Linked DNA regions of Homo sapiens: region 2 is linked to region 1. Evidence: chromatin contacts called from ENCODE Hi-C or POLR2A ChIA-PET data. All regions are on one chromosome and are shown on one strand. Each heading gives the region's core, a stretch centred on a gene start or an enhancer-like site at or near the end of the contact. The rest is flanking DNA. Distances are from core to core; before and after follow the strand shown.

Region 1 (6,779 bases), core at 1,284-3,783:
ATAATTTCCCCATCGGTTCTATCTTAACTAATTTACAGCTATACTCATTACTGTTCACTGCAGACATATGAAACACAAGAGGGAAGCAGGCAACTTATTTATCTTCAGAAATAAATGTTATCTATTGACATGGATTCCAGCAAAGAGACTAGTTAGTATTTTCTATGTATTCATTTTACCTTTTAAAGCAGAGAGATATTTATTGGCTGTATTTCACTGTAAAATGGGAATTTTAAGGGCAAAATATTAATTATAACACAGCTAGTAAGATTCCAATGACAAGAAACTGATACAGAACATTCCACATAAGCTTTATAAAAGAACCTGCTGTTTGAATCTCCACAGAATTGAATATGGAGACTTTCACACTCCATATTCAAGGGATCATTTATCCTTGCGGTCTGCTTTTGACAATGGCACCATGGGATGTACTATGAAACATCAACCTATTTTAGAAGGAACCAAAGCAGCCACTTACTACAAGTTCTCCTTTTGCAGGAGAGGAAACTGAAGCTAGGAGGGGTTAGGTGACTTATCTGAGGTCACAATGGAGTCAAGATCAGTCTCAAAGTGCAGTGATGTTTTCATTATGTTAGGCTGTCATTCTTTTGAAAACACTCCAAAATAGCTTTGTATAATAATAACCAGTGACTTTAATAATCAATGACTTTACATAACAGTTGATGACTTTAGATAATAGTTCAATTCACAAATATGGATAATCTCCTAGTGTTTGCTACCTATTTCTGTGCATGTGCCTTAAAAGTACCTCATTCTCACTTTTCAGGTTTTAGTTTACCAGTAAAGGTGACTGCATTTATCTTGGCCATACCTTTCATAATTTAAAGATTATTTATCCCTAATCTCCATCTTTCAGACTGAAAAATCATTATGGTCTCTTTTATTTTTTTTTTATTTTTTTTTGCTTTTGTACAGCAGTTCCTCAACTATCTTCCTCCTCTGCCAATCATCCTTCTCTTGATTATTTCGATCGTCTCCCCTGGACCCAACCATCTCCAATAATTTTTTGTGAAGTACAATGTTGATGACCATAGAGGATGCAAAGCTCCGGGCTGGTTCTGTATGATGCTTTATATTTATGTATAATGTCTTACCTGATGATACCCAACATATTACTAGCCTTATAGATGAGGATGGATGGCAGCTTGGCTGGTCAATCAATAAGTCAGTCCACAGATATTTAATGAGCATTTTCTATGCAACTTATACTGTTCTAGATAGTCTATGACCTAAAGAAGATTCTTTGTACTCGGGGTGGTAGGAAGACAATAGACCCATAAATAAATAGATAAGACAGGTTTACATATTGATAAAAATAATGAAGAACATAAAATTAGGCAATGAGATAGGGAATGACTACAGAGACTGGGGGTAAGGAAAAGTGTGTTCAATGACTTCTGAGAAATGTATGCAATGTTTCCCTGGGTTGTACAGTTTGGATCCATTTCTATCTACTTACTCTAATGCTAAATGGCCTACTACTTTTCTGACCAGTTATATTGCCTGGTCAGATTATTTCTCCTTGGTCCTATTATCTTGAGTTTTTATAATCCAGAAGGTTTCTATAGAATCAAGTAATTTGTTGTCCTCATATATATATATGTTGTCCATTCTTTCCTTCAGAGCTCAATGGGTAAGTATTTCTCCAGACAGTTCTTAAACTTTGTATTGTATGAAGCTTTTCATCAATGACAGCCTGGAAGGTAGGTGCATGAAGCATACAGGTGCAATTTTGAACTTTCAGGTGACCCCATTCTCTAATCCCTGCATTGGATAGTTCCTACTATGATAACGAGGCATTAAAGTAATCACCTGAATATACCCCCACTATAACATACTTTTCTGAGGCATAGATACCACTGGGAAAGGGAGACAGGCAGCCTAGATACCAAGCTGAGCTTTGAATGTTTCTAGGTTCATACACATACAGGTAACCTGGGTTTTCTTTCTTCATGATTCTCTGTGTTAGCAAAAACTGGCATTATTTGAAGACATATTTCTGGAGAAGAAATCTATTTTTTTCCTCAGAAAGTCTAAAAAAATTATCCATATTTTTCTTCTGTGTCTACTTTTAAAGAAGGGTGTTTAAATTAAAGCAGTGATTTTCACATCATTTTGTGTAGGCAGAAGCATTCAAAAGACCTCCAGCAGCTCCTGATAGGGAAGTAAGGAGAGGTGGGACAGCCTCTCGGAAGGCCGAGCTGGCAGGGCCCTTCACCCCTATTTTAATCAAAGCCTACCATGTCCATACACTGGGATTTTGTATGAAATCTCATGTGAAGAAAGAAAAGTTATTGTGCTGACAATGTTTTCAAACCACCAGGATATAGAGTGCACTACAAATCTGACCAAACAATGGAGAGGCCACAACCTCAGAAAAGAAACAAGAACTTGTAGAACCGTTTTCTAAACACTCCTGTGGCAGCACGAATTCTAGGAAAGGAAAGCCCTCTTCAAAGATTACCTATCACATCTTGCTCTCACAGGAGACAACACCCACCCATGTGGCTTGTTGCTGCTGCACCTTTGCGGTTTCCAACCTCAGCAAGGATCTGGGTGCCCCGTGGCAATCATTTTACTGACCTCCCTTCCCAGTCTCACTTCCCTCCAACTGAGGGGTTTCTAATTTTGTTTGTGCCACAGCCCCTTCTGCAGTCTGGTGAACTCTATGGATCTCTTCTCAGAATCATGGTTTTCAGTATGTAAAATACAAAACAGGATTATAAAAGAAGCTGATGATATCAAAGTACATTTCTATCCACAGACTCTTTGGGGGTCAGTGGACTCTAGGTTAAGAAATACCTTTGAATGATGACTCAGTTGGTGCCTGTTATATCTCGTTTTGAGATGATTCTAATGCTAAATTTCTCACCCTGTCCTCTCTTGAGTTCCAGTTCTGCCTTTTGATCTGCCTACTAAGAACTTACACTTGATTTTCCCACAGGGACCTAAAATATAACATGTTTTACTCTGAGCTCCTTCTTTTCCCACCCAAATCTACTTTTGCTCCCTTGTTCCTTTCATCAAGTCAACCACATCACAAGCTTCCTGGTCAGGGAGTCTTAGACCCATCTATGACTCCCCGTCTCTCCTACACCTCCGACCTCTAGGCCCTCTTGACAGTATCACTGTATCACAGTATCACTGCACTCTCTCTTAAGTCCACCATCTCCTTTCATTCCTGGCACTAGGACCTTTACTAACTGCACTGTTTCTCACTTGGATTCTTGCATTACTCTTCTGACTCATCATCTGCCTCCTAAATGGTACCCTCAGTGGTGACATAAAGAAGTCAGAGCCATCATTCCAAACCTAGGCAGGCCCGGCTATCCCTCTCCAGAATTAATGCAAAATTCTTAAGCTGCCATTCACAGCCCTCTTTAGCCTGGCCCTGGCCTTCCTTACCCACATTGGCCTTCATGTCCATCCGAGCGCTCAGAACACTTTTTTCCCTCTGCATAAACGCTGTGTTTACCTCTCTCTTTAAGCTCCTCAAGTAACTTAAACCTAGAGAACCCTCTCCTTCTCTGTTTAACACCCAACTGCTGAAATATACCCCAAATGCTGAGGGCCAAATGATATCTCCTTGACGAAGCCTTCTTTTTGGAGGCTGCTTTAGAATAAAGGGACCAAGGGCTCTCTCTTCAACATTCTCTTATATTTTTATGGATGCTTCACTTTCGGTACTTATTAAAATCATAATTTACATTATAACTATTTAAGAAACCTATGAGTGCCCTTTCTTAAAGCATCTTTTGTGAGAGAAAGAATGATGCCTTACTCATTTTCATAGTTTCACAGTGCATGTTGGCCAAGTTTTCTGTTCCACCGCCTGAGGCTGGTTGACTAACTGGCTGATTCTCCTAAACAGCAAGCCTGATTTTTTCATCTCAGCTGCTTGAACTCTGAGTTAGTCAATAAATGTTAGATTCTCAAATTCAAAGACAAATTCTCAATGTCTAAATCTCATATAAGCTTGGTGGAAATAACATTATTTTAAAAAGCTAGACTAATTCCATGACCTCAAAATAATATACTACTGTCTCTTCTAAAAATAAGCACCATGGATCCAGGGACCTGTTACTAGAAAGCTGTTCAAAGGAGGTGACTAACTGATCTTTTCTAATTAGCTTGTCCTCTTCTCAGAACAAGCACAATGGCAAGACATGGCAGCTCAAGCCTGTAATCCCAGCACTTTGGGAGGCCAAGGCCGGAGGACTGCTTAAGGCCAGGAGTTTAAGGCCAGCCTGGACAATGTAGGAAGTCCTCATTTCTATTAAAAGTAAAAAAAAAAAAAAATTAGCCCGGCATGGTGGCGCACACCTGTAGTCCCAGCTATTTGAGATGCTGGGGCAGGAGAACTGTTTGAGGCCAGGAGTTCGAAGTTGCAGTGAGCTATGATTGCACCATTGCACTCCAGCCTGGGCAACAGAGTCAGACTCTGTCTCAAAACAAAACAAAACAAAACAAAAACCAAAAATAAAATAAAATAAAATATGAGCATAAGATTTTAAACAACTGACTTACCTTTGATTTCAGGATAGTAGAGGAAAGGTTTTGGTTCACTAGTTTCCAAGTCAGATTTCCTCCGAAGCTGGACAAACACAGAGGCTGGTTTTGTAATATTAATATCTTTATACTTTGGAGTTTTGAAGACAATGGCAAACTGCAGGATACGAAGAACCACATGTTGGTGTAGGACTACATTTTTTTTTTTTTTGCAGTAATGCTACTCATTAAACACATTCCTTATGCTTTTCTTTATACCCAATGTTTAGACACAGTGTACTAAAAAACACCGTGTCCTGGAGAAAGTTCCAAACTCAGAATTCTATACCGATACATTTTTATGAAATTGCTACTGTAAAATCAAAATACAATGCTATGCTAATGTACTACGAAGCTTTATTATTTCATTTGTCTATTTCAAATGTCTTCTAGTTGTAAATATCATGCTTATAAAATTCACTGCATATACTTTCTTCTCTTCCAAAGCAGCCTTAAAAGCCTCCAAGATTATTTAGAGCAACATCAGAAAGACTGGGTATGGAAAGAGAGAGATGGCTACAGGCCAGTGATGAAGAGAAGAAACTAAACATTGCTTACATTGGCATCATAACACATTAGTTCTTGGTGGTATGTTAGGGATTTAAGCATTTTTCAGTTTGATTTTTTGACTATGTAATATATTCACAGGGATAAAGATCTTATAAAATATAAAAAAGCATACAGTGGTATTCTCTTTGACATTCTTGTTCCCCATCCATGCAGTTCCTACAGTGTACCAGCCAGTGGTAAATACTGTTATTAATTTCTTAGGTATCCTTCCAGAATTTCTTTATGCATGAACATAGAATCATTTCTACACACACTTTGTTCTACACCCATCTTTTAAAATATTTTAACACTGTATAACTGAGATCTTTCTATATTAGTTCGCAGAGTACTCATTCTTTTGAATAACTACATGATATTTCATCAAAAGGACAGACCATAATTTAACTGGCCACTTACTGATGAATATCTGGATTGTTTCCAATCCAGATAATTACTTGTAAATAGGAGAATACTCTTCAATTACTTGTAAATAGGAGAATAATAATTAAGGTGGGGGCTCAGCATTATCATGTTATTAAATGATTAAACTGATCATTTAATCAGTTGCCATTGGGAAATCTTCATTTAACAGGATGACATCAGCTTCAATTAGAAGATGACTCCTAGAACACCCTTTTAAGGTGTTATCATAATTAGGTGCTATCATAAAATAGGTCTCATCATAATTACTTTGGTAGAACACTTAAAAACATTTTCATTAAAGGACCTGTGGGGCACTGTCTTATGGGTTAGGGGATTAGGCAGCAATTAAATATCTTGCCAACATCTCAGAGCAAACGATCTAACAGAACCTTGCCCATAACTCTACAGTAGGTAACTTTTTTGGATGACCTGCATGAGTCTTAAAAATAGTACTGTTTTATGGAAGTTAAATATTTATGATTTTTCTTTTTTATAGATGGAAGCTAAGTACTAAATTTCAATAAGGCAGAAAGTATAAAATGATGATAGTAATATGGATCATGCCTATAATCCCAGCATTTTGGGAGGCCAATGTGGGATAATCGCTTAAGTCCAGGAGTTCAAGACGAGCCTGAGCAAGATGGCAAGACATCATCTCTACAAAAAAAATAAAACTGAAGAAACTAGCTGGGCATGGTAGCATGCCTGTAGTCCCAGATATTTGGTAGGTTGAGACAGGAGGATCCCTCAAGCCCAACAGTTGGGGGATACAGTGAGCTGTGATTGTACCACTGCACTGCAGCCTGGGTGTCAGAGTGAGATCCCATCTCTAAAAATAATAAGGATTAATAATAATAATAAATCACTTACTTGTCTATGAACATCTGTGGGGGAAAAATCTCCAAATCCTTCCCAGACTCCACCATTTTCTTCCTCTTCATAAAATCGAATCTGGATGTCATCTGCAAACAATCACATTGAAGTGTGTAATTTCACATAGTGTAAATAGTATTTATAAACATGCTGAAAAATAAAACTGGTTTAATATTCTACCTACTATCTATTTACACTTTTAAAAAACAAGATCAAAAGGTTCAGTCTTTTAAAATCTTCACAAATCACTGACTTTTTTCATTATTTACCACAGTAATGCGCCCCAACTTTCATTCACAATGACAGAATACTAGATTTACCTAGTTAACTTGAATTTTCTTTTAATCTTTGACCTTACTGCTTCT
Region 2 (6,779 bases), core at 2,938-5,437, 160 kb after region 1:
CTCCCAAAGTGCTGGGATTACAGGCATGAGCCACCATGCCCGGCCTTTGTTGACCATGCTTTTGAGGTCGTATAGTAAAAACAAAATCATTGTCCAGAGCAATGTCAAGAAGCTTTCCCCTGTTTTCTTCTAGCAGTTTTATAGCTTCAAATCTTTAATCCATTTTGAGTTGATTTTTGTATATAGTGTGAGATAAGGGTACAATTTTATTTTTCTGCATGTAGATATCCAGTTTTCCTGACATCATTTATTAAAGAGACTATTCTTTCACAAAGGTGTGTTTGGCACCTTTGCAGTTGACCATAAATGCATGGATTTATTTCCGTACTCTTTATTTTGTTCCATTGGTTTATATGTCTGCTTTTATGCTAGTACCATACTGTTTTGATTACTGAAGCTTTACAATATATTTTGAAATCAGGAAATATGATGCCTCCAGCTTTGTTCTTCCTCAAGATTGTGTGGCTATTCAGGGTTTTTTTGTGATTTCAGATGAATTTTAGAATTGATTTTTCTATTCATGTAAAAATGCCATTGGCATTTTGATAGGGATTGCATTGAATCTGTATATTGCTTTTGGTAGTGTGGACATTTTAACAATATTGATATTAACATGGGATATCTTTCTTTTTTTTGTTTCTTCTTGAATTTCTTTCATCAGTGATTTATAATTTTCAGTGTGCAGATCTTTCACCTCTTTGGATACATTTCTTCCCAAGTATTTTTATTCTTCTTGTTGATTTTGTAAATGGGATTTTTTTAACTTCTTTTTTGATAGTTCATTGTTAGGGTATAAAAATGCAACTGACTTTTGTATATTGACTTTGTATTCTGAAACTTTACTGCATTTGTTTATTAGTTTAATACTTTTTTGGTGGAGTTTTAGGGCTTTTTCCATATAAGATCATATCATTTGCAACCACATAATTTTACATCTATGTTTGTAATTTGGATGCTTTTTGTTTATTTTTTTTTGACCCATTGCGCTAGGTCTGATTTCCAGTACTATGTTAAATATAAGTAGTGATAGTGGGCACCCTTACTCTGTTCTTAATCTTTGCGGAAAAGCTTTCAGCTTTCATCATTGAGTGTATTATTTGCAGGTTTGACATTTATGGTCTTCATTGTGTTGAGGTACTTTCTTTCTCTGCCTAATTTGTTGATAGCTTTTATGATGAAATGATGTCGTGTTTTGTGAAATACTTTTTCTGCATTTATTGAGATGATTATATGATTATATGATTTTTATCCTTCATTCTGTTAATGTGGTGTATTACACTGATTGATTTACATATGTTGAACCATCTTTGCATGCCAGGGATAAATCCCACTTGATTGTGGTATGTGATCATTTTAATGTCCTGTTGAATTCAGTTTGCTAGTATTATTTGTGTTGAGGATTTTTGCATCTATATTAATCAGGGATATTGGCCTGTAATTTTTTAAAATAATTTCTTTGTCTGGCTTCAGTACAGGGTAATGTTGGTCTCATAAAATAATTTTGGAAGTGTTTCCTTCTCTTAAATTTTTAAAAGAGTTTGAGAAGAATTGGCATTAATTATTCTTTAAATGTTTGGCAGATTTTACCAGTGAAGCCATCAGGTACTGGGCTTTTCTTTGGTGGGACATTTTTTTTTTTTTATCAGTAATTCAATTTTCTTACTTGGTATTGGTCTGTTCAGAGTTTCTATTTCTTCCTAATTCTGTCTTGGTAAGTTTTATATTAAAAAGAATTTATCCATTTCTTCTAGGTTATCCAATTCGGTGTATAATTTTTCATAGTGGCCTCATCACCTTTCGCCTTTCTGTGGTATTAATTGTAATGCCTCCTTTTTCACTTGTAATTTTATTTGAGTATTCTCTTTTTCTCTTGGTTAGTCTGGCTAAAGGTTTGTCAAATTTGTTTAACTTTTCAAAAAACATTTAGTTTGTTGATCTTTTCTATTGTTATTCTAGTCTCTATTTCATTTATTTCTGCTCTAATCTTTATTATTTCCTTTCTTCTACTACCTTTGGGTTTGGTTTATTCTTTTTTTTTCTAGTTCCTCAAGGTATTCTTTTCTATACCTTGAGGTATAAAGTTCGACTGTTTATCTGAGAACTTTCCTTTTTCTTAATGTTGGCATTTGTCACTATAAACTTCTCTCTTAGAACTGCTTTTGCTGCATCTGATAAGTTTTGGTATGTTGTGTTGCCATTTTTGTTTGTCTCAAGTTATTTTTTAAAATTTCTTCTTTGACCCTTTGGTTGTTCAGGAGTGTTGTTCAATTTGGGGGTGAAGTTTTGGTCACCATCTGTATGGGAGTGGGTGGGAACATGCAGCCTGGTCCTCCCTCTTCTTCTTGGAGGACTCGAGTACTTGAGCTCAGCCATTTACCCCTCCACCCATTATGACAGGCCCCTTTTCAAACAATTTAGCCCACTTGCCTCATGTACCTTCCCAAAGTCCTGATTTTCTGCATATGTGTGAGGAGAGGGTTATTGGTGAAGATCACTTCTACATATTTTTAGTTCCAAAGCACAAAAAGGCTATTTCCTTGCCACCTTCCACCCCCAATGCTATCTCAAAGGTAATCAAATTCTATCAAGACTCAAGGTTTCCAAGCTCAAGTTTTTTCTTGTGAGGAATTAGAATCATTCCAGGGAAAGGACATGGTTTAATTTTCTCCCAGTGAGTACTCAAAAATCAAGGGGATAGTTAAATATTTTTACATATTAATTATAAAAACTATCAGGAAACTAGTTCTGATGGAACTAATGTAATTCTGTTTCTATCAAGCAATCTATAGTTATTCCTTTTTATTTAGTTAAGTCTCATTTAAATATGCTAGCTCTGTTGTAGTTTTGCTTATTGGTGTTAAAGGCAGGGTCTCTGTCCAAAAATGGGCTAGGATATTAAAGGTAAATGAGCATTCCTTTACTTCTTGTCTCAAACCTACCTAGTAGAGGCAGATGTCAGAAGCAAGAGCCCAAAGGAGAAATTAATACATTAACTAGAGTTGGGGCTTCATGCTCCTGCTAACGTTTTTTGTGTGCCTGGTGATCCTTTGACAGTTTTGGAAGATCTGGATTTTGTTTATATTAAGGAAAAGACAAATTTCTATACAAAAAGCCATGGCTCTGTTGGATGCTGATATATCATGTAGCACTTGCTGTTTCCAACTAGGAAAACCTCCTGAACAATGCATCTTGGATTTGTATTTCAGGATGGCATAGAGTATTTCTTTCTGATTGCCAGGATAAATTAGGAAGAGCCCTTAGCCTCAGAAGCAGGATAAAAGGGAGATAGAATGAAAGTCATAGCCCTCCCCTGCCAATATTTCTTCTTTAGCCATTGAAGACAGTACATAAATGAACCTAAGCTGACTCGTTGCCTAAATTTCTCATTGTTTTTTCTGCCTCTAAGTCTTTACTTAGTAAAATTTTGTTAATTAGTAATTATATAGAATCAATACAGTTGGATCCTACTGTGCTAATCACAGGACTTTAGTAGAAGAAGAAAAAATTGGTGAGATTCTTTTGCCTAGGTTGGGCATGCTAATAAAGGAAGCAAGTAGTTATTTTAATATTTTGCTTCTATTTGAGAAATAAATGATGATTAAAAGCATACTTTTTAATGCAATCAGTCTATGTTACAAAGCATATTATTTTAAAAACTGTAGTAATTTTTTTTACTTTTCAACAAAGTTATACCATAAAAAATAGATACTGCCTTTGAACATGAATAAACAATTTTAAAGGGAAATATACTGCCATCTAGTGTCTAACTTTCAGAATATCTGAATTACTGTATTTAGAAATATTTACAACACCGGTAGTACCACATGGTGGCACTATAGACATGTACATTAAAGGGACAACGCCAAATTTATGGGCTATCTGTTTTATCTTGGTCCATAAGTGTTTGTTAAATGTGGCAAATACATTATTTTCCTTTTTAGGTTAGCACTTTATATTTTCTAAGAAAACCTTACATATTTTTGGTACTGCTCTTTTTTTTTTTTTTTTTTTTTTTTGAGGCGGAATCTCTCTCGCCCAGGCTGGAGTGCAGTGGCGCGATCTCAGCTCACTGCAAGCTCCGCCTCCCGGGTTCACGCCATTCTCCCGCCTCAGCCTCCCTCAGCGTCCGGAGTAGCTAGGACTACAGGCGCCCGCTACCACGCCCGGCTAATTTTTTTGTAGTTTTAGTAGAGACGGGGTTTCACCGTGTTAGCCAGGATGGTCTCCATCTCCTGACCTCGTGATCCGCCCGCCTCGGCCTCCCAAAGCGTTGGGATTACAGGAGTGAGCCACCGCGCCCGGCCGGTACTGCTCTTTAAATTTTCATAAGTCAGAAAAAACTCGAATACCTTTATATTTAATTCCTGGTTTGTGAAGTTTTAGGGCTTTAAATACTTTAAACTATATTGTCCTTTCACCTCTTTCCCCCCCTTATTCGGATAACTATAACCGAAACCAGCTTCAACACGGAGAAAAAGGTTTAAAACATTTGCACAAATACTAAATGCAAATATGCAACACATTTCCCACATAATCTAAAAGAAAAAAGAAAAACAACTCAGATGAGACTATCTTATAACAGGGCTCTTTGTATTTAGAAAGTGTGGTGGTGGTGGGGACAACTTCTGTTTTAAGTGCTAAATCCAGTGGGAAAAATTTGCCTCCTCACAAGAACATTTGCCTGAGATGCTGATTCATTACAAAGGGACACAGAGCTTTGGGTTCAGAAAATAAAGAATGCTTCATATGGAAAATTTTGTAATTTATTATGTGAGCATGCTTCAGGTTTCACTTTGCTTTTGGTATCATCAAATGTTGTAGTAGTAACTGTACGAAATGAAATTCATTCTATTTACTCTAATAAGCAGATTCTTGAAGAAACTGCTCTCATAAGCTAAGGTTCCTTATGATTCTGCAAGGAAGAGAAGACTAAAGCAAATCACTGTCTGAAAACATAACAGCTGGCTAAAGTAAGCATTGAACAACACTAAGCACTTCAAAACATCAAGTAAAATTTTGGCATTTAGTATCACATAATGTATATGATCTATATAATATAATATAATATATACATACATAATATCTAGTATAGTGTTTGCAGTTTTGTAAGTCTAATGTATTACAAGAAGCTTAAGATGTAATTATAATGATTTTTATCTAAACACAATTGCTAGTGAAATAGGAAGACTAATTGCCAAAATACTTATTTGGTGTATTCTCTCATCAGTGGTTATCAAGATTTTAAAAACTTATGAGAAATGAGTTCCAAGAGCTTAATCCAGAGTAATACAAGTTTACTTGTTTTGCTTAGCTTTCTTTATCATCCTCTTTGGCTTCTATTCCAAATCTTCATCATTTCCTCAACATTTAACTGCCAATGTTCTCAGTAAACCACCTTGTTAATCTGCTTTTTTTTCTTTTTTTTTTTTTTTTTTGAGATGGAGTCTCGCTGTGTCGCCAGGCTGCAGTGCAGTGACGCGATCTTGGCTAACTGCAACCTCCGCCTTCCGGGTTCAAGCGATTCTCCTGCCTCAGGCTCCCAAAAACCACCTTGTTTCTTACTTGAGAAAGTTACAGTCATCCATCAATTGTCCACCCTGCCCAGCACTTACTAATATATAGACACTTTCTTAACTCCTTTCCACATATTTGGAGGATGATGTGTCCTTCTAGCACAAAGCCAAGCCCTCTCCTGGAGCCCTTGATTCCATTTCTTTCCTCCCCATCTCCATTCCTGGAATGTTGCTTCATCAGTCATTCCCACTCTGTTCTTATCTTCCACCTTAGCCCTTCTGTTGGCTCCAATCCTGAGTCCATACACCCCAAATCTTTCTCATCCTTAAAAAATGAACAAACGAAATACCCCAAAACAACAAAAAATAAATTCTCATGACCACAAAACAAAACAAACACAGCAAACAGAAAGTCAGCCCTTTCTTGACCACAAATTCTCTTTTGTCTTTCATTCCATCTTTTTTCTTCCTTTTTGTCCATGAGTTGCCACTGCTTTTCCACTCCCTTTTCACTCCTTAACTGACTGATCTCTAATTTTCTCTCCCATCACTAGACTAATACAATTCGTGAATGTTGCCAATGATCATTTTAACTCATCTTATTGGCCCTACTTGCCAAATTTGGGAAAATTGGTCACAGCCTCTTCTTGAAACTGTTTGATGTTTGCCGCTTTCTGATAATCTCTTCTTGGTCTTCTCCTAATCTGCTCATTTCATAATTTTTTTTTTCCTGTTTGATTCTCAGATTTTCCCTCTTCCCCTTGTACATCAAAAAATTTTAAACCCAGGTTCTTTAGTGATCCACAGGCCTCCTGAAATTCTGTGCAAAAATTTGGGTCTTTGATTATGTGTAATTTTCTAATAAGAAAGTCCATAGTTTACAGCTATTCTCAAAAGCATTAATTTCTCTCCAAAAGTGTAATAACCATTGTTCTATGTGGTCTTGCAAGGCAATCTTGGCAATTAATTTAGTTTTTTAAACAACTGACATATATCAAGAGCATACTAAGCAAAAGTATAGTAATTTTCTTAAGTAACCCTCAATTAGGTATGATAATCTTCACTTTACAAATCAGAAAATGGAGGCATAGAGAGGTGACTTGGCCTAGGAGACATAGCAGGTAGGTAGCTGTTATAGTTTTAATTGTCTTTTATTTGCTGATGATTCTCAAACCTGTATCACCAGCCCATATCCTCCAAGCTTCAGATTCATGAATAACTCAGTAAGTCATTTCTGGGGATACTCTATGGGGTATCAAACTCAGC

The links. A loop is a pair of places that touch in the nucleus more often than their neighbours do. ChIA-PET counts read pairs that join two places held with the same protein, here RNA polymerase II (POLR2A). Pooled maps may share reads with other maps.
Region 2: a pooled map shows a loop between it and region 1 (2.3-fold over the local background). The contact joins two enhancer-like sites. A Hi-C loop is called at or near these places in 2 of 168 maps with a recorded cell type or tissue (chondrocyte and sigmoid colon) and 9 of 50 pooled maps. POLR2A ChIA-PET finds 5 or more read pairs at or near these places in 3 of 52 experiments (GM10248, WTC11 and naive thymus-derived CD4-positive, alpha-beta T cell).

What each region holds. Positions count from the first base shown.
Region 1 is chr4:102,582,590-102,589,368 of GRCh38, reverse strand. NFKB1 (nuclear factor kappa B subunit 1) reads right to left here. Exons shown (of 24, transcript NM_003998.4): 10 at 6,412-6,503; 11 at 4,549-4,687. Among named protein-coding and RNA genes, the nearest start is that of NFKB1-AS1, 83 kb to the right of the region's middle. RefSeq lists a silencer at 2,460-2,509 and an enhancer at 3,010-3,079. Within about 2 kb of position 2,533, at least 4 of the 41 ENCODE cell types and tissues checked have a DNase peak (open chromatin) inside an H3K27ac peak, as active enhancers do.
Region 2 is chr4:102,428,588-102,435,366 of GRCh38, reverse strand. All of the region lies in intron 2 of NFKB1-AS1 (NFKB1 antisense RNA 1), which reads left to right. Among named protein-coding and RNA genes, the nearest start is that of NFKB1, 69 kb to the left of the region's middle. Within about 2 kb of position 4,187, at least 31 of the 41 ENCODE cell types and tissues checked have a DNase peak (open chromatin) inside an H3K27ac peak, as active enhancers do.